Linked DNA regions of Homo sapiens: region 1 is linked to region 2. Evidence: read pairs that join two places in POLR2A ChIA-PET (ENCODE). Cell type or tissue: Caco-2. All regions are shown on one strand. Each heading gives the region's core, and the rest is flanking DNA. Links, peaks and the distances in the headings are about the cores only.

What was found. Peaks named below come from ENCODE experiments on the same cell type or tissue, not always from the same donor. Only the 100,000 strongest peaks of a DNase experiment are listed, where the experiment ranks them.
Region 1: POLR2A ChIA-PET joins it to region 2 with 5 read pairs; 3 of 35 experiments call an interaction of 5 or more read pairs at or near these places.

The regions. Positions count from the first base shown.
Region 1 is chr12:121,902,555-121,913,225 of GRCh38, reverse strand. It overlaps PSMD9 (proteasome 26S subunit, non-ATPase 9), which reads right to left. Exons shown (of 6, transcript NM_002813.7): 4 at 10,119-10,220. It also overlaps the pseudogene RNU7-170P. Among named protein-coding and RNA genes, the nearest start is that of CFAP251, 11 kb to the left of the region's middle. RefSeq lists a silencer at 1,399-1,555. In Caco-2, for the core only: no CTCF peak of the experiment used is centred there; no DNase peak of the experiment used is centred there.
Region 2 is chr12:122,093,674-122,104,344 of GRCh38, reverse strand. All of the region lies in intron 1 of MLXIP (MLX interacting protein), which reads right to left. Among named protein-coding and RNA genes, the nearest start is that of MLXIP, 20 kb to the right of the region's middle. RefSeq lists enhancers at 5,078-5,731, 5,732-6,385, 7,137-7,637, 7,638-8,138 and a silencer at 6,240-6,399. In Caco-2, for the core only: no CTCF peak of the experiment used is centred there; DNase peaks (open chromatin) are centred at 6,304 and 9,067.

The DNA of each region.
Region 1 (10,671 bases), core at 1,722-9,721, 190 kb after region 2:
ACGCCTGTAATCCCAGCACTTTGGGAGGCCAAGGTGGGCAGATCACAAAGTCAGGAGATTGACACCATCGTGGCTAACACAGTGAAACCCTATCTCTACTAAAAATACACACACAAAAAAAATTAGCCAGGCTTGGTGGTGGACGCCTGTAGTCCCAGCTACTCGGGAGGCTGAGGCAGGAGAATGGCGTCAACCCAGGAGGCGGAGTTTGCAGTGAGCCGAGATTGTGCCACTGCACTCCAGCCTGGGTGACAGAGCGAGACTCCGTCTCAAAAAAAAAAAAAAAGAAAAGAAAAGAAAATGAGCAAAGGACTTGAATAGACCTTTCTTTTTCTTTCTTTTTTTTTTTTTTTTTTTGAGACAGGGTTTCACTCCTGTTGCCCAGGCTGGAGTGTAGTGATGCAATCCCTTAGCTCACTGCAACCTCTGCCTCCTGGGCTCAAGCGATTCTCCTGCCTCAGCCTCCTGAGTAGCTGTGACTACAGGCACAATCCTCCACACCTGGCTAATTTTTGTATTTTTTTCCAGAGACAGGTTTCACCATGATCCCCAGGCTGGTCTCAAACTCCTGAGCTCGAGTGATCCGCCCGCCTCAGCCTCCCAAAGCACTGGGATTACAGGCATGAGACACAGCGCCCAGCCTAAATAGACATTTCTTCAAAGAAGATATACAAATGATCAAAAAGCACAGGAAAAGATGCTCCATGTCACTAATCATAAGAGAAATGAAAATCAAAACCACAATGAGATTCTACCACACACTGATTATGAAACAGAAAACAAGTGCTGGCGAGGAAGCGGGGAAAATGGAGCCCTGTGCACCACTGGTGGGAATGTGAAACGGTGCACGGCAGTGGAAAACAGTAATGGAGGGTCCTCCAAAACCTAAACAAAGCGCCGGGCACGGTGGCTCACGCCTATAATAGCAGCACTTTGGGAGGCCAAGACGGGTGGGATCGCTTGAGCCCAGGAATTCAAGACCAGCCTGGGCAACACGGCAAAACCACAAAATGCAAAAATTAGCTGGGCATGGTGGCACATGCCTGTAGTCCCAGCTACTCTCAAGGCTGAGGTGGGAGGATTGCTTGAGCCTGGGAAGTCCAGATTGCAGTGAGCCAAGATCACACCACTGCACTCCAGCCTTGGCAACAGAGAACCTGTCTCAAAATAAATAAATAAATAAATAAATAAATAAATAAATAAATAAATAAATAAATAAGCAAGCTCATTCCAGAAACCTGGAAGTCATCTTTGACATTTTAAAATGTTCATAGGCCAGGTGTGGTGGTTCACGCCTGCAATCCCAGCACTTTGGGAGGCCAAGGCAGGTGGATTACTTGAGGTCAGGAGTTCGAGGCGAGCCTGGTCAACATGGTGAAACCCAGTCTCTACTAAAAATACAAAAATTAGCTGGGAGTGGTGGTGGGTGCCTGTAATCCCAGCTACTCAGGAGGCTAAGACAGGAGAATCACTAACCTGGGAGGCGGAGGTTGCAGTGAGCTGAGATTGCACCACTGCACTCCAGCCTGGGTGAGAGCAAGACTCCATCTCAAAAAAAAAAAAAAAGTTCATATATTGAAGTTAAAAAAAATTTTAGAAACTTTAAACATAGAATGACCACATGATGCAGCAATTAAATTTCTGGGCATATATACAAAGAAATGAAAGCAGAGATTTGAACAGATATTGCTACAACCATGTTCAAAGCAGCATTGTTCACAACAAAAAGGTGGAAGCAATCCTAGTGTCCATTGACTAATGAATGGATAAAAATAATGTGGTGTATACATACAGTCGAATATTATACAGCCTTTAAAAGGAAGGAAATTCTGACACATGCTGTAACATGGATGAACCTTGAGGACATTATGCTAAGTGAAATAAGCCAGACAAAAACTATACAGTGTCCTGTAATCCCAGCACTTTGGGAGGCAGAGGCAGGCAGATCATCTGAGATAAGGAGTTTAAGACCAGCCTGGCCAACATGGCAAAACCCCATCTCTACTAAAAATACAAAAATTAGCCATGCCTGGTGGCATACGCCTGTAGTCCCAGCTACTCAGGAGGCTGAGATAGAAGAATGGCTCAAACCTGGGAGGTGGAGGGTGCAGTGAGTGGAGATTGAGCCACTGCACTCCAGCCTGGGCAACAGAGCGAGACACCATCTCAAAAACAAAACAAAACAAAACAAAAAAACTACACAGTATGTAAGATTTCACCTAGATGAGGTCCCTGGAGTAGTCAAATTCATAGAGACAGAAAGTAGGATGGTGGGTGCCAGGGCCTGCGGAAAGTGGGAATGGAGAGTTAGTGTTTAATGGAGATTTGGGTTTCAGTTTAGGAGGGTGAAAAAGTTTTGGAGATGGGAGATGGGTAGGGGTGATATTTGCAAAATAATGTGAATGTACTTAATGCCACTAAAGTGTAGATTTTTTAATGGTTAAAATGGTAATTTTTTTTTTTTTGAGACAAAGTTTCACTCTTGTCACCCAGGCCAGAGTGCAGTGGCGTGATCTCGGCTCACTGCAACCTCTGCCTCCCGGGTTCAGGCAATTCTCCTGCCTCAGCCTCCAGAGTAACTGGGATTACAGGCGCCCACCACGACGCCCGGCTAATTTTGTATTTTTAGTAGAGATAGGGTTTCACCACGCTGGCAGGCTGGTCTCCAGCTCCTGACCTCAGGTGATCCGCCCACCTTGGCCTCCCAAAGTGCTGGGATTATAGGCGTGAGCCACCGCGCCCGGCCTAAAATGGTAATTTTTATATTATGTATATTTACCACAAAAAAATAAATATGTCAGGTCTATCAATGGAATCTCTAAATCTAAGAAAATACAGCATAGGCCGGGCATGGTAGCTCACACCTGTAATCCCAGCACCTTGGGAGGCCAAGGCAGGCGGATCATGAGGTCAAGAGATAGAGACCATCCTGGCCAACATAGTGAAAACCCATCTCTACTAAAAATACAAACATTAGCTGGGCATGGTGGCAGGCACCTGTAGTCCCAGCTACTTGGGAGGCTGAGGCAGGAGAATCGCTTGAACCTGGGAGGCGGAGGCTGCAGTGAGCTGAGATCATGCCGCTGCACTCCAGCCTGGCTATAGAGCGAGACTCCATCTCAAAAAAAAAAAAAAAAAAAAAGTCATTTCCTACCAGATTGTCAAAGAATATCTATGTTATTGCCAAAGACTGTAACATAGTTGGGAAAGCTAGAAACAGACGCACTCACAGGTGCTACTTGAGAGAAGGTGCACTGGCACAAGCTTCTTGGAGGACACCTTGACAAGATCTATGAAGGGTAAATGTGCACTGCCTTTAACTCAGTAATGACACATCTAGCAACATGGCAGAAATTCTCCCACAGGCAAGGACACTCGCTACACCACTGTTTGTTACGGCCAAACACTGGAAACAACCTAAATGTCGAACATGGGAGGCTGGCTAAGTAAAAGATGGTGAACCGACCAATGGAACATGGTGGGATCATTCAAAGGAATGAAGATACAAATGTGCCGACAAGGAATTCCCTTCGAAGTGGGCGGAAATGCAGAGTAACATGTACATTAGGCCTTTTCTGTGTCATCTTTGTCAAAAAGCAATCACAGCCAGGCGTGGTGGCTCATGCTTAATAATCTGAATGTTTTGAGGGGCTGAGGCTGGAGGCTCACTTGAGCCCAGGAGTTCTAGACCGGCCTAGGCAACATAGCAAGACCCTGTCTCTACAAAAAATGAAAAAAAAAAAAATTAGCCAGGTGTGGTGGTGCACACCTGTAGTCCCAGCTACCTGGGAGGCCAAGGCAGGAGGACTGCTCAAGCCCTGGAGTTTGAGGCTGCAGTGAGCTATGATTGCACCACTGCACTCCAGCCTGGGCAGCAGAGCGAGAGACCCTGTCCTAAAAAAAAAAAAAAAGGCAGTGGCTGTAGACGCATGCACCCACGTGTGGAAACTGTGTGAGGGACACACTTGTGTGCTTCCAGTTCTATAAATGACAGCCCTGGGCAGGCTGGAAACCTGGAGGCCTCCTTGACACACTCCATCAGGTTAAGGCCCATGGATTTTACACCCTAAATGTCTCTTTGATTGACCCCTTCCTCCACCCCATTTGTCACAGCCACCATCCTCTCTTGACTGACTGCTACAGCTCTGTCACCCTCCAATCTGTTCTCTACCTAACATCCAGAGAAGGCTTCTTACCCCTGTCACACCCCAATCTGGAACTGTGCGGTGGCTCCCTTCTGCACCTCAGGAAAAAAACAGCACAATCTTTACTAAGGACCACAGGCCTGACCTTAACACCTCCTGGCCTCACCTCCTCCCCTTCTCTCCATTCTGCTCTGGGCTCCACCCTCCTTTGAGTTCTTTGATCCTCCCACCCCAGGGCCTATGAACCTGCTTTGAAGGCTTTTCTCCCTGCCAGCTTCCCCTCGACCAGAGAAACTTCTATACACATCTGAAGGTCACTTCCTGAGGAACACTCCTTCAATCCCAAACCAAATCAGGGCCCCATGATTTACTCTCTGAGCTTCTTAACACTCTTCCTTCATAACACTTATCAGTGTGTATCATTATACAGCTGAGATTATTTGATTAAGGCCTGGCTCCCCCACCAAAGTGCTCCCAAGGCAAGGACCCTGTTTGTTTCGTTCCCCGTTACAGCCCCAGTACCTCGCCCAGGACCCAGCATGTGCAGCGGAAGAGGCACTAAGGAAGGGAGAGACACAGGACTTTTTAAAAAATTATTTTGGGGCCAGGCACAGTGGCTCACGCCTATAATCTCAGCACTTTGGGAGGCCGAAGCGGGCAGATCATCTGAGGTCAGGAATTAAGAGACCAGCCTGACCAACATGGAGAAACTCCATCTCTACTAAAAATACAAAATTAGCCGGGCTTGGTGGTGCATGCCTGTAATCCCAGCTACTCAGGAGGCTGAGGCAGGAGAATTGCTTGAACCCGGGAGGCGGAGGTTGCAGTGAGCCAAGATCGCGCCACTGCACTCCAGCCTGGGCAACAAGAGCGACAACTCTGTCTCAAAAAAAAAAAAAAATTTATTTTTGAGGGGAGAGGGTGTTTCCAGCGATGACCAGAAAACCTGGTAGACAAATTCTTAGAGCTATAACACTAGGACTTTTGTTTGTAAATACAATTGCACTATGTGATTTTAAGGATAAATATGTATTTTATTTATTTGAGACAGGGTTTCACTCTGTCATCCAGGCTGGAGTGCAGTGGTGTGACCTTGGCTTACTGCACCCTTGAACTCCTAGGGTCAAGTGATCCTCCTGCCTCAGCCTCCAGAGCAGCTTGGCCACATGCCACTATGCTTGGCCAATTTCTTAAAAAATATTTTGGAGAGACACAGTCTCACAATATTGCCCAGGCTGGTCTCAAACTCCTGGCCTCAAGTGATCCTCCTGCCTTGGCCTCCCAAAGTGTTGGGAACACAGGCGTGAGCCACTGCAGCCAGCCTATTTTTATCATTGAGACATAATTTGCATACAATAAAATTCACCATTTTAAAGTATACAATTAAGTGAGTTTTAGTATATTCAGAGTTCAGTATATTCAATGTATTTAGTATAAACAACCACCACTATCTAATTCTGGATCATTTTCATCACCCAAAAAGAAATCCATTATCCATCAGCAGTCATTTATAATTTTTTAAAGATCTTTTCCCCTTGAAAATGTATGCATTTGATCTAGAAATCCCAGCTGTAGGAAGTTCGCTAAAAAAGGCCAGGTGCCGGGAGGCAGAGGTTGCAGTGAGCTGAGATAATGCCACTGCACTCCAGCCTGGGTGACAGAGCAAGACTCCATCTCAAATAAAAAACAAACAAAAAAAAAAACAAAGAAAGGCCGGGCACAGTGGCTCACGCCTGTAATCCCAGCACTTTGGGAGGCCGAGGCGGGCAGATCACCTGAGGTCAGGAGTTCAAGACCCGCCTGGCCAACATGGTGAAACCCCATCTCTACTGAAAATACAAAAATTAGCTGGGCGTGGTGGCGGGTGCCTGTAGTCCCAACTACTTGGGAGGCTGAGGCAGGAGAATCGCTTGAATCTGTGAGGCGGAGGTTGCAGTGAGCTGAGATCATGCCATTGCACTCCAGCCTAGGCAACAAGAGAAAAACTTCGTCTCAAAAAAAATAAAAAAAGAAATAGAAATCCATCTGCAAGAGTGTTAATCTCCACAAAATGGCAAACTATCTAAATGTCTCACAATAGAACACTGTGAGTTTTTTGGTTTTTTTTTTTTTTTTGACACAGAGCCTCACTCTGTCGCCCAGGCTAGGGTGCAGTGGCATGATCTAAGCTCACTGCAACCTCTGCCTCCCGGGTTCAAGCAATTCTCCTGCCTCGGCCTCCCAAGTAGCTGGAGAGTACCACCACACCTAATTTTTTTTTTTTTGAGATGGGAGAGTCTCGCTGTGCGGCCCAGGCTGGAGTGCAGTGGCGTGATCTTGGTTCACTGCAACCTCTGCCTCCGAGGTTCAAGTGATTCTCCTGCCTCAGCAGCCCAAGTAGCTGGGACTACAGGCACACACCACCACACCCAGATAATTTTTTTTTTTTTTTTGTATTTTTAGTAGAGACCGGTTTTCACCATGTTGGGCAGGATGGTCTCGATCTCTTGACCTTGTGATCTGCCCACTTTGGCCTCTTAAAGTGCTGGGATTACAGGTGTGAGCCACCGTGCCAGGCCTAATTTCTTATTTTTAGTAGAGATGGGGTTTCACCATGTTGGCCAGGCTGGTCTTGAACTCCTGACCTCAGGTGATCCACCCGCCTCAGCCTCCCAAAGTGCTGGGATTACAGGTGTGAGCCACTGTGCTATGCAAGGTTTTTTTTCTTGACTCACAAAACAGACAACCAAACCCGGATTCTTGATTCTCCAGCTGAGCTCAGGTCCCCTGAGGGGATGAGGCTGAAGCCAGAAAGGCCCTACTCACAACACACGACCTTCTCCATCCTCCAGCCCACCAAGACAGCTCAGCCTTTATCCAGTGACATCTTGGAATTCCCCGTGAAATTTCACATGAAGAAAAGATTCATTTTGCTTAAAATTGAATCACTACTTTTATAAAGAAGGATTTATAAGCCTACACGGAAGCTGAGAATACATTTAACTGGATAAAACAGATTAAAAACCAGCAGCTCTTCTCACAGATCCACACAACAGACAGAAGTCTCAGAATCCACTGGGCTGAGTGAAGAACACCAGACTCAAAAGGCAATATATTGTGTGGTTTTTCTCTCTATGACATTCTGGAAGTTGACGGTGAGGGATTAACTACAAAGAAGCCTGAGGCAATTTTATGGGGTGTTGGAATGCTCTTGACCTTCATCGTGGTGGCAATGACATACTACATACATTTGTGAAAACTCACGGGAATGGCAGGCCACAGTGGCTCACTCCTGTAATCCCAGAACTTTGGGAGGCTGAGGTGGGTGGATCACCTGAGGTTAGGAGTTTGAGACCAGCCTGGCCAACATGCTGAAACCCTGTCTCTACTAAAAATACAAAAAAAAATTAGCTGGGCGTGGTGGTGGGCACCTATAATCCCAGCTACTTGGGAGACTGAGGCTGGAGAATCGCTTGAACCTGGGAGGCAGAGGTTGCAGTGAGCCGAGATCGTGCCACTGCACTCCAGACTGGGCAAAAGAGCAAAACTCCATCTTAAAGAAAAAAAAAAGAAAACTCGGCTGGGTGTGGTGGCTCACACCTGTAATCCCAGCACTTTGGGAGGCCAAGGCAGGTGGATCACGAGGTCAGGAGATCGAGACCATCCTGGCTAACACAGTGAAACCCCATCTCTACTAAAAATACAAAAAAATTAGCTGGGCATGGTGGCACATGCCTGTAGTCCCAGCTACTCGGGAGGCTGAGGCAGGAGAATGGCGTGAACCTGGGAGGCAGAGCTTGCAGTAGCCCCCCCGAGACTGCACCACTGCACTCCAGCCTGGGCGACAGAGCAAGACTCCATCTAAAAAAAAAAAAAGAAAAGAAAAAGAAGAAAACTCATGGGACTGTACACTGAAAAAGGTGGATCTGGTGCAGGTAAATTACACCTTAATAAAATAAAATCAACTGGCAGCTCTGTGTGCTGGTATATGAGCAGTCTTTCTGAAGGACATGTGGCTGGAAAGTGGCTGCCTCAGGAGGAGAAGTGATGAAAATGTACAATTGTGATGGCTGCATAATTCTGTGACTACACTAAAAACCACTTTAAATGGGTGAACTGTGTAGTATGTGCATTAAATCTCAATAAAACTGTTGTAAAAATAATAAAAATAGACCAGGCGCAGTGGCTCACATCTGTAGTCCCAGCACTTTGGGAGGCCAGTTTGAGACCAGCCTGGCCAACATAGCGAAACCCCATCTCTACTAAAAATACAAAAATTAGCCAGGCATGGTGGTGGGCGCCTGTAATCCCAGCTACTCAGGAGGCTGAGGCAGGAGAATCACTTGAACCTGGGAGGCGGAGGTTGCAGTGAGCCAAGATCGCACCACTGCACTCCAGCCTGGGTGACAGAGCGAGACTCCATCTCAAATAATAATAATAATAATAATAATAATAATAATAAATTTCAGATGGACTAAAGGAAAAACAGAAATAAAACAATAAAAGAATTAAAAGAATTTCTTTTTTTGAGACAGAGTCTTGCTCTGTCGCCTAGGCTGGAGTGCAATGGCGCGATCTCGGCTCACTGCAAGCTCTGCCTCCTGGGTTCAAGCGATTCTCCTTCCTCAGTCTCCCAAGTAACTGGGACTACAAGTGTGTGCCACCACACCCGGCTAATTTTTTGTATTTTTAGTAGAGACGGGGTTTCACCGTGTTAGCCAGGATGGTCTCCAACTCCTGACTTCGTGATCCACCCACCTCGCCCTCCTAAAGTGCTGGGATTACAGGAGTGAGCCACCACGCCCAGCCAAGAATTTCTTAATTAAAAAAAAAAAAAAGAATTTCTTTAAATGGACACAAAATGCAAGAGCCATAAGCAAAAAAACTGATAAATTTCACAAAATCATCATTTTAAACGTCCATACAAGTTACAGATTTGATGACAGTATCAGTGCAGAAACGATGGCCTGACCACTAGCAGGGGCATAGGCAACTGCCAGCCATCTCCTGACCTGACCTGGCCTGGCCTGCACTGATGGGTTACAAGTAGATGAACCGTGCAGCTAAGCAGGAGTCAAAAAATCCACAACTGTTGGGTTAACTGGAGACTTCATTTGGGAACCAAAAACTTTAGTTAATAATTTTCCTGGGCTTTGCCACAGTATCACTCCTGAAAAGTGTGGATCTTTGCTACAAAACAACAACAAAAATTCCAGCCTGGACAACATAGCAAGACCCCGCCTCCACAAAATATAAAAAAATTAGCCGTGAGGTAGTTATGATAGCACCACCACACTCTAGCCTGGGTGACACAGCATGACCCTGTCTTAAAAAAAAAAAAAAAAAAAAGAAAAGATCTCTAAGAAACCTTGTTAAATGAAAACAGAGACAGGGCAGAGGAGAGGGGAATTTGGGTTAGGGTAGCCAGGAAAGGCCCCCTGCGAGCATGTCACCAGTGTAAAACAGAAGGAGGATGAAGAGGAAGAGCATTCTAAACAGAAGGAATAGCAGGTGCCAAGTCCTTGAATGGGGCTGTGCTGAGCAACACCATGAAGGCAGCAGTCCAGGGCCTCAGCAACACTTCCAGTAACTCCAGGGCTATAGACCAGAGGCCGAGTGCTATGACCTGAATGTCTGTGGCCCCCTGAAATTCATATGTTGAAATCCTAACCACCAATGTGATGGTATTAGGGGTGGGGCCTCTGCAAGGTGATTAGGTCATGAGGGGTGGCGCCCCCACTGGGATTAGTGCCCTTATACAAGAGCTCCCAGGGTTCCTCCCCTTTCTGCCATGTGAGGACACAGCAAGAAGGCACCACCTAGGAGTTAGGAAGCAAGCCCTCCCCAGACACCAAATTGGCTGGTGCCTGGATCTTGGACTTCCCTGCCTCCAGAGCTGTGAAAAATGAACTTCTGTTGTTTGTAAGCCACGCAGTCTATGGCATACTGTTAGAAAAACCCAAACAGACCGAGACACCAGGTAGCCCCACTCACCCCCTCACTGTGCTGCACCACACTGCCAATGTTATGCAGTGACTGGAAGTTCTGGGTGTTCACAGAGCCGAACTCCACAATCTCATCATCCACTTGCAGACCCTGGAGAGGGAAGGAAAAATGGAAAATCAGGCTAGAGGTTCAGTGTGCTCCTGGTGGTCTCTAACCTTCAATACCCAATTTAATGCCAAGGTCACGAGCTTGTTTTCTACAGGGTAGGCTCAGAACAAAGAGGTCAGGGATGTAGACACCTCATGCAGGAAGGGGCAGTGGGTAACGGGGCCACCTCCTCCTGGGGTTCCTTTGAGGGCAGCTCTAGTAAAGATGACCAGGTCTGCCCAATGTCTGAGAGCTGGCAGTTACCAGACACTGTGAAGGCCTTGAGGAGCATGGGAAAGGCCAAATGCTGCTCTCTGCGGTCCTAACCCAGGTTCAAGGGTAAGAGAAGGCAAGCCAGGCTGGGCCCATTTTATTCAGTGATCAACATTTAGACAAGACACTTGCCCTAGAAGCCCCCAGACAAGCAGCCACAGGCACAGGGCGCATCCAAGAC
Region 2 (10,671 bases), core at 1,439-9,438:
GATTCACAGTGATAGTGCGCAGATAGGGAAGGAGAGGATGCCTGGGAAGGGCGCGAGGGAACCTTCTGGGGTCATGGAAATGTTCTGTATATTGATTGCAGTGGTCACATGTGTGCATACATTTGCCAAAACTATAAATCAGTACACTTGTAAGGGTGAATTTTATTGTTTACATATTATACCTTAATAGAGCTGATTGAAGTTTTTAAATTATAGTAATGATACCCAAGGGTTGGGGATAATGTAAGGAGTTGGACCCTCTTAAATAACACTAGTGGGACTATTAATTGGTACCACATGCTTTCTGTAACAGCTTTATTGGAATATAGTTCACATACCACACAGTTCACTCATTTGAAGTGTACAATTTGGCCAGGCACGGTAGCTTACACTTGTAATCTCCGCACTTTGGGAGACCAAGGCGGAAGGATCACATGAGCCCAGAAGTTAGAGACCAGCCTGGACAACACAGCAAAACCCTGTCTCTACAAAAAAAAAAAAAAACAAACAAAATTAGGCCGGGCACAGTGGCTCACACCTGTAATCCCAGCACTTTGGGAGGCCAAGGCGGGAGGATCATAAAGTCAGGAGTTCAAGACGAGCCTGACCAAGATGGTGAAACCCTGTCTCTACTAAAAAAAAAAAAAAAATACAAAAATTAGCCAGGTGTGGTGGTGGGCACCTGTAATCCCAGCTACTTGGGAGGCTGAGGCAGAGAACTGCTTCAACCAGAGAGGCAGAGGTTGCAGTGAGCCGAGATCGTGCCACTGAACTCCAGCCTGGGTGACACAGCGAGACTCTGTCTCAAAAAAAAAAAAAAAAAGGCCAGGTGCAATGGTTCATGCCTGTAATCTCAGCACTTTGGGAGGCCAAGGCAGGTGGATTACAAGGTCAGGAATTCAAGATCAGCCTGGCCAACATGGTAAATCCCGTGTCTACTAAAAATACAAAAATTAGCCGGGCATGGTGGCGGGCGCCTCTAATCCCAGCTACTTAGGAGATTGAAGCAAGAGAATCGCTTGAAACCAGAAGGTGGAGGTTGCAGTGAGCCAAAACTGCACCACCACACTCCAGCCTGGGTAGAAGAGTGAAACTCTGCCTCAAAAATAAATAAATAAATAAATAAATAAATAAATAAATAAATACATACATACATACATACATACATATAAAATTAGCCAGGCATGGTGGCGTACACCTGTAGTCCCAGCTACTTGGGAAGCCAAGGCGGGAAAATGCCTTGAGCCTGGGAGGTCGAGGCTGCAGAGAGCCGTGATCATGCCGCTGCACTTCAGCCTGGGTGACAGAGCGAGACCCTGTCTCAAAAAATAGTGTACAATTCAATCGTGTTTCATATATTCAGAGAGCTATGCAACTGCCATCACAACTTTAGAGCATTTAAAAGAAATGCCCACACTCTTTAGTTATTCCACTTCGACCCTAAACAACTATTGATCCACTTTCTGTCTCTACATGAATGCATATTCTGGACGTTTCATATTTCACATAAGTGGAATCATATAGTATGTAACCATTTGGGATTGACTTGTTTCACTCTGTGTCATGTTTTCAAGGCTCATCCATGTTGTAGCATGTGTCAGCATTCCATTCCTGTTTGCCACTGAATAATATTCCTATCCACAGATATATCACATTGTTTAATCCATTCATCAGCTGGTGGACATTTAGACTATTTCCAACTTTTGGCTGTTATGATTAATACTTCTGTGAACATCTGTGTACAAGTTTTTGTAGGAACTATATTTTCATTTCTCTTGGGGAGATTCTTAGGAAGGGAATTGCTAGGTCACATGGTAACTCCATGTTTAATGTGTTGGGGAGTTGCCAGACTGTTTTCCACAGCAGCTGCACCATTGTACATTCCCACCAGCACACAGAGGGAATGGATCTCGATGCTCTCCCACACTTTCCACAGGCTAATGCTGTGAAGTAGCCTCTTACTGTGGTTTTGAGCGCATTTCCCTAACGATTAATGGTATTAAACATCTTTTCACATGTTTATTGGCCATTTGTGTATCTTCTTTGGAAAAATGTCTATTCAAGTCCTCTGTCCATTTTTAAATTGGGTTATTTGTGTTTTTTTTAATTTGTAGAATTCTTTATATATTCTAAATATACATCTTTTAATAGATATATAATTTGCCAATATGTTCTCCCATTCTAGGGGCTGTCTTTTCTAATTAATACAACTTTTGAAAACTACTCTTGCAATGTATATCAGACTTCAGTGTGAATACCTACTTTGATCTTGTAGTTTCACTTTTGAGAATATATCTCAAGGAAATAATTTAAGAAGTATAATGAGAAGAGCTATAAACAAGGATAGTCATCAAAGGACTATTTAACTGAATCACAACCCTTACCTCACACCATATACAAATATTAACTCAAAATGGTTCACATCCTAAATGTAAAAGCTAAAACTATAAAACTTCTTGAAGAGAAGGCCGGGCGCGGTGGCTCACGCCTGTAATCCCAGCACTTTGGGAGGCCAAGGTGGGTGGATCACAAGGTCAGGAGTTCGAGACCAGCCTGACTAACATGGTGAAACCCTGTCTTTACTAAAAATACAAAAAGTAGCTGGGCATGGTGGCATGGGCCTGTAATCCCAGCTACTCGGGAGGCTGCGGCAGGAGAATGGCGTGAACCTGGGAGGCGGAGCTTGCAGTGAGCCGAGATCCCGCCACTGCACTCCAGCCTGGGCGACAGAGCGAGACTCCGTCTCAAAAAAAAAAAAAAGAAAAAAAAAGAAAAAAATAAATAAATAAATAAATAAATAACTTCTTGAAGAGAATACAGGAGAAAAATCTTACAGGCCTTGGATTGGCAAAGATTTCTTAAATACAACACAAAAAGCATGAAAAGAAAAAAAAAGACATATATTAGACTTTCTCAAAATTAAAAACTTTTGTTCTTCAAAAGACAACTGAAAATGATGCTGCAGGTCTATTTTTACCTACATGGGCACAGGAAAAAAAAAAAGAAAAAAAAGCAAAGTGACAAAACAACAGGGTGTAACTCTAAGAGCAGCTTTCCAGGGCTCTTTTCTTCCTGTCTTTCCAAAATGTCTGAATCCTGCATTTGACCATGAGCATACACCTCTATGTGATGAGGGAGGAGGAAGGAAAAGAACCTCCACAGAATGATTTCCTCTTGGCAAAGGGGAAGAAGTGAATGTCCATCTCATAATTGGCAAAAAGTAAAATTCAGTTAGCCCGGGGACATAGTCTGCCCTGTTGATTGAGTTTACTTATTTGCCAGATTTCAAAAATGAGAATATATTATAATTTTTTGAAGAGTTGAGGATCTTTGCCCTTTCACAAGATTTGCAGATAATTTCTATTACACATACAAGTTAATCTGGTGAACAACATTCACTGATGTAACTGGCTAATAACTGGCTAATAATGGCTTCGGAGTATTCTGTAAAAGGAGTCTGTATGTATACCATTATCTCACAATTATCTGGAGCTTAATTTAGTTATCCAGAAGTAAGTAAAAGTAATTCAAGATAGATAACAAAGGTCTGTGCACTTGACTCAGAGGAGAGTCTCTAAACCCTCACTAAGTTAATTACCCTTGTTTTACACTCAATTTAACAAGTTATGCAAACCAATAGAAAATGGGAGACACCAGACAAAAAGGGAAACTCACTGCTGAGCAAGTGACAGCCAAAAGCCTAGAGGAGATGATCATTCAAGTTGAAAACCTAACTCATGAGAAAGTCTGGGACTGTTGAACAGAGAATTCAATATACCTTAACAATGAAAGATTACCACAATAATGCAATAAATAATATTCAAAAATATGTTTCTAAATAATCAAAAGTTATGTTCAATATGTTCAAGAAAGCAGCAAAAATGAGTATGCATTTGAGACAGATTTCTACTTCCCATTAAAAATGGTTAATTTTGTAAAAGAGATGATTAAACAAAATAAACAGTGATCTAGAAAACTGGTTAATATCAAAGGAAGCTCTATTCCTTAAGAGAGGGGCAAATTAGGTATTTTTACAAACACATTTTAATAGCAAGCCAACCTTAATCCCATAAAACTCAAAGGACTGACCTAAAGAAGTCATTTTAGATCCATTCACAGATTCTTCTGTGCTCCTCAAATGGTACCACAGAGGTGCTTCCCAAGTCAGTCTGAATAACTAACCCTGTAGATAAGGTCATTTCATCTTGCCACCTGACCACCCAGCTCTGTTCACCAGGTCTACACTCCTCCTGCACTGCAGCTCCATCTTTGAGAAAAAAAAAACACTTGAACTTGGCTGTCTGGGGCAGAGACCTGACATGTTTTTGCACTCTGCATTTCCTCCTTCCTGGCTCTTCAAATGTCGGGGTATAACCACACTGCACTTGGAGAGCTATTGATTCAAATGCAGAGAAACGAAGTTCCTGACTTGGGGAGGAAATGTAGTCTCCATCTTCTCACTACAAACACCTTTCCATGTGAGCCGCCTCCACCCTCCCACCCACCAAGGGAGTTCTCCTAATGCCCTAAACTCCTTCAGGGCTGGGATTTCCACAAATATATTTGGATATGAGGACTATTCCTCATATAGCCACACAAATAGGAAACCAAGGAGGCGCAGAGGTAGGACAATGCAACCTAAGTTGGCATCAGAAAGCCAAAGCCCTGAGGCTCTGCTCCTCCCCCTGAGGGAGTTCAGCAGAGGAACTGTTCTCTCTTGCTGGTTATTTGTAGCCTGAGGCATCATACACATGATAGGGACAGACATCAGACCAAAAAGGTCATTGGGGAAATCAGCCCGGGCTGCAGGGACAGCAGGTGGGGAACCTGACCACAGCAGGCGGTCTCATGTCTGGAACAGGCTAGGGCCAAGTGAGGCTGGGGCCACCAGTGCGCAGCACGATGCCTGGAAGGGCAATGCCCCCAGGGCATTACCAAGAGGCAAGGCTGGCTGCAACAGCTGGGGTCCAGGATGCCCGCTGGCTGCCAACAGCTGGGGTCCAGGATGCCCTCTGGACCAAGAGACAGCAATCTGCTTTGCAATAGTTTGGTTTTTGTGTTTGTTTGTTTTGGGGTTTTGTTTTGGTTTGTTTTGGTTTTTTTGGAGACATGGCCTTGCTCTGTTGCCTAGGCCAGCTGAAGTGCAGTGGCACGATCATGGTTCACTGCAGCCTCAAACTCCCCAGCTGACGCCATCCTCCTACTTCAGCCTCCCAAGTAGCTGGGGCCACGGGCACATGCCACCATGACTGGCTAATTTTTTAAATAATTTTTGTAGAAGATCTTGCTATGTTGCCCAGGCTGGTCTTACACTCCTGGGCTCAAGTGATCCTCCCGCCTTGACCTCCCAAAGTGCTGGGATTACAGGCGTGAGCCACCACGCCCAGCTGCTCTGCAGTAGTTAACTCACTGTCCTAAGACGCTGTTCCCGCTGCTCCTGCTGAGCAGGGAGGCAAAGGGAAGTGGTTTCTTCTCTGGAACCAGTGGTCCTCCTCCCAGCCCACCCCCAGGATCAGCAGCAGAGGTGGAAGAAGAGAAGCCAATTTCAGAGCACCGGAGCGACGCAAACCACACCAACTGGCACTTTATTCAAAACAATGATGGCTTTGTCAAGCACAGCCCAAGAGCCAGCTGAAAAACCTGCCCTTCCCTCCTAATTTCTACCCTCAAGTCCCCGTGACTTTGAGGCACCATGTTAAAAAGGAGGAAAAAAATTACACAGAAACCAACATCAGCCAACCCATGTGACCTGACAGAAGGCAGGCCAGCTGCCCTTCCAGGATGACACATTGCTGGAGCTGGCTGTTCTGCAGCCATGGGTCGCCTACTGGGCAGCTCAAGCTCCCAGGACACATTTAAGTCTCACTGATATATTTCCAGTGATCCCAGCCAACAAAGAACAAAGAACTGAAAGAGCGCTGCTGTGTCAATCTTCCAGTCGTCTGGGAGGGCAGCACACCCCAACCTCAATCTGAGTTGCTCAGCGGGGGTGGCTGCTCCCCATCTTTCCAAGAACCTAAAAGCTGCTGCCCCAGGGCCCTCTAGGACAGGGAACAGAAGGAAAATCTCTCTGTGGGGAAGAAGTGGGGGGCACCGGAAGAATAGATGACATTATTTCTCACACCACACCCTGCCCTGCTCGCTTCATCCCTATTTTACCAATCAGGGTCAGTCATCTCCAACACCCCACAAACACACCCATAGCTCCAAGGAGCCAGCAACAAGCACACAAACAAAGATAAGCAAACAAACTTATCAGGCGCAGCGCAGCTGGCTCCACACAGGCCCTGCCAGCTCCTCTGCAAATACAGTCTCTGGTAGGCTGCCCTGAGAAGGATCTGAAGGAGGCCGTGCATAGCACCAGTGAGCTTACCTACCTGCTGGCTCACAGTACTGTGAAAGGTCAAGGCCAAGGCCAGGCCAGAGCTGAGCTGCTAACTGGGTTCTTTGCTTCCCTATGGACAAAGCCTTCTGCCAAGGTTTCTTGTGGGGAGGGGGAACCCATGGATTCCAAAACTAAAGGGAAACAGAGACTGGCCCAATAGATAAGGGAGCAGCCTGGGAGAGTAGGGAGCTGGGAGCAGGCATTCCACCGGGCCAGGAAATGGAGCCCTCAGTAAGGAACTCTCAGCAAGAACACAGCAGGGGGATGGTGGGCAGTGTGGGGACACCGGCCTTCACACAGCTGGGCCTGAGCAATTTTAATTAATTAATTACTTTTTTTTTTTTTTAGAGGCAGGGTCTCACTCTGTCACCCAGGCGGGAGTGCAGTGATCATAGTTCAGCAGCCTCCAACTTCTGGTCTCAAGAGATCCTCCCGCCTCAGCCTCCTGAGCAGCTGGGACTACAGGTGTGAGCCACCACACCTGGCTAATTTTTTAGTTTTTGTAAAAATAGGGTCTCGTTATGTTGCCCAGGATGATATGGAACTCCTGGGTTCAAGTGATCCTCCCACGTCAGCCTCCCAAAGTGCTGTGATTACAGGCGTGAGCCACCAAACCTGGCCCTGGTTATGTTTTAAAATTAAGGCTGGGTGCAGTGGCTCACACCTGTAGTGAGGCCAGGGTGACAGGACTGCTTAAGCACAGGGGTTCAACGCTGCAGTGAGCTGTGATCACACCATTGCACTCCAGCCTGGGTGACAGAGCGAGACCCTGTCCGCCCAAAAAAAACACCCATAACCAAAGTCCTCATGCCTTCGGCCAAAAGCTCCTCTGCCGAGCACTCTTCTGACAATGCAAGTGTTAGGACAGACAGGCCCACGGAAGCACCACAAGCGAGCAGCTGAGAAGCAAGGCTGCCAAGCCAGACAGCGGCATCTCCGGACTCAATCTGACAAAAAATACTTAAATCATTTTTCAGAGCGTTGAGTCAGCTCTTCCTTCCATGTACCAAGTCATTCCCCAGTTTTGTAACTTGCAGGGACATGTACCCGCAGCATTCCAGTTCCACGTGAGAGCTCACGCCAGCTGGGGGGACTCACACCTGGAATCACAACTTTCACAGAGCCTTGCTCTCCCTACCTCAGGCACAACAAACAGCCAAGGGCAGGAGTCACCTCGGGGACACCGCGGTCACAGCCTCGGGGGTCTGTCAGCAGAGCACCACAAGGCATGCAAGCTGCGGCATCAGTCCTGCGGGCATGCTGCTGACTGTGCGTTCTACCCCTGCCCCACAGCAGGCTGCTGGACAAATGTGAAAGCGCAGGAGCTTCCACTCCCGGACTCAGAATAAACAGGCCACCGTTCAGCTCCGCGCCTGCTGACCACCATTCCCCTAGACACACCTGTCCTGGGAGGGTGGGACAGTGGGACAAGGAGGGGTGCCTAAAGTGGTGATAAGAATTGCTGCCATTTTTAGAGACTTGAAAGCTTCCCAGGGTAAAGGCTCCTATCAGGAAGGAGGAGGAAGCAGACATTTTCAGAGAAAGTAGCCAACCAGGGCTATGAAAACAGAGATGAATGGAACAGGGGCCTAGAAACATGGGAGGCGTTATCAAAAACACCAGCGAAATATTCTCGGTGATCAACAGAGAGAGAGAAAATAAATAGTAGTACATCCATACAATGAAATACTATCCAGCCACTAAGAAACACTGCAGAAGCCGGGTGTGGCGGTGCACACCTGTGGTCCCAGCTACTCGGGAGGCTGAGGCGGGACGATTGCTTGAGCCCAGGAGTTCAAGGCTGCAGTGAGCTATGATCACACATTTGCAGCCCAGCCTAGGCAACAAAGTGAGACCTATCTTTAAAAAATAAAAAATTGCAGATGGATATTTTGTGGCTTGGAGGGATGTTCACACTCTATTAAATGGAAAAAATACGTGGTGGCCCAAGCCTGTAGTCCCAGCTACTCGGGAGGCTGAGGGAGAAGAATCACTTGAACCAGGGAGGCGGAGGTTGCAGTGAGCTGAGATCGCGCCACTGCACTCCAGCCTGGCGACAGAGCGAGATTCTGTCTCAAAAAAAAATAATAATAAAAATAAAAATAAGGAAAATATATATATACTCACCATGCAAAAAATAAAAATAAAAAATAAGGTCTATAAGGATAAACACTAGAGAACTGACAAGTTATCTCTGGGTGTTGTAATTTTTATTTCTTTCTTTTAGCTTTACCTATATTTCTGATTTTCTATGATAATTTGAAATGCAACTTGAAAAGAAAAGGTTAACTTTAATTTTAAAATGTAAAAAAAAAACTATACTATGAACATAGAGAAATAACAATGAGTAAAATCTGGAAGGAGGCCTGAAAGATGTGGACAAATTCCAAAAAGTAAGGTCCTAAGCTTTAAAGAACTCCCCAACTTTTCAGCAAACATGTCTCTGCAGAGGAAGCACTGTGTGGCGGATAAATACAAACGCTATTTGAATCTGGATTCGAGGCCTATGCTAAGGCACTTAAGAACCATAAAGCTACTTGCCAACACCTTTCCAAATCAGATCCAAAAGCCAGAGCCAGGAATCCTAAGGAACCTGTGCAAGGCGGCCGCACAAGCACTAAGTGTGCATGTGTGAGTGTGTACTGCAAACACACACCCCCCCACACACACAACATACCACACACACCAACACACCACACAGACACTGCACACACATACCCACACATCCCACACACAAACCAACACACACACCAACACACCACACACCACACACACCACCACACCGCACTCACCACACACACCACCACACCGCACACAGACACCACACACATACCCACACCCCACACACACCAACACATACCAACACACCACACACAACATACACCAACACCACCCCACAGACACCACACACATTCCCACACACCCCACACACACAACACACCAACACCACACCACACAGACACCGCACACACATACCCCCACACCCCACAAACACACCAACACACACCAATACACCACACAATCACACACCAACACCAGACAATGCACACACATACCCACACACTCCCCATACGTACCACACACACCAACACCACACCATAGAAACACTGCAAACACACCCACACCCCACACACACCAACACACACACCAACACACCACACACATAACACACACCCCACACCAACACCACAGACACCGCATACACACACCCACACATACCACACACATGCCAACACACCACACATACAACACACCACACACACAACACACAACAGACATCGCACACACACCTGCACACACACCAACACACCACACACACCAACACCACAGACACCGAAAACATACACCACACACACAACACCAACACACACACCAACACACCACACACCAACACACACTGCAAACACACCCACACACCAACACACCACACACAACACACACACCAACACACCACACACACAGACATTGCAAACACACACCCACACACCAACACACACACACCAATACCACACCAGACACCGCATACACACACCCACACCCCACACACACCACACACACCACACACCAACACCACACAGACACTGCAAACATACACCCACCGCAAACATACACACACCCATACACACCACACACACACCAACACACCACACACCACACACACCATCACACCACACACAGACATCGCACACACCCACACACCAACACACACACCAATACCACACCAGACACCACATACACACACCCACACACTCCACACACCAACACACACAACACACACCAACACCACACACAGACACTGCAAACATACACATCCCACACACCCCACACACATACCAACACACACAACACACCACACACACACCACCACACACACCAACACACCACACCAGACACCGCAAACCCACCACACACACCACACAGATAGCGCAAATACACCCACACCCTGCACACACACCACACCAGACACCGCAAACACACACACACCACACACACATGCCAACACACACACCAACACACCCCACACACCACCACACCAGACACCGCAAACACACACACACCACACACACATGCCAACACACACCAACACACCCCACACACCAGACACTGCAAACACACACCCCACACACACTGACACACACACCAACACACGACACACACCGACACACACAGACACTGCAAATACACACACCACACACACACTACACCCACACCACACACACCACACAGGCACCGCAAACACACCCCCCACACCAACACACCCCACACACCAACACCGCACACATACA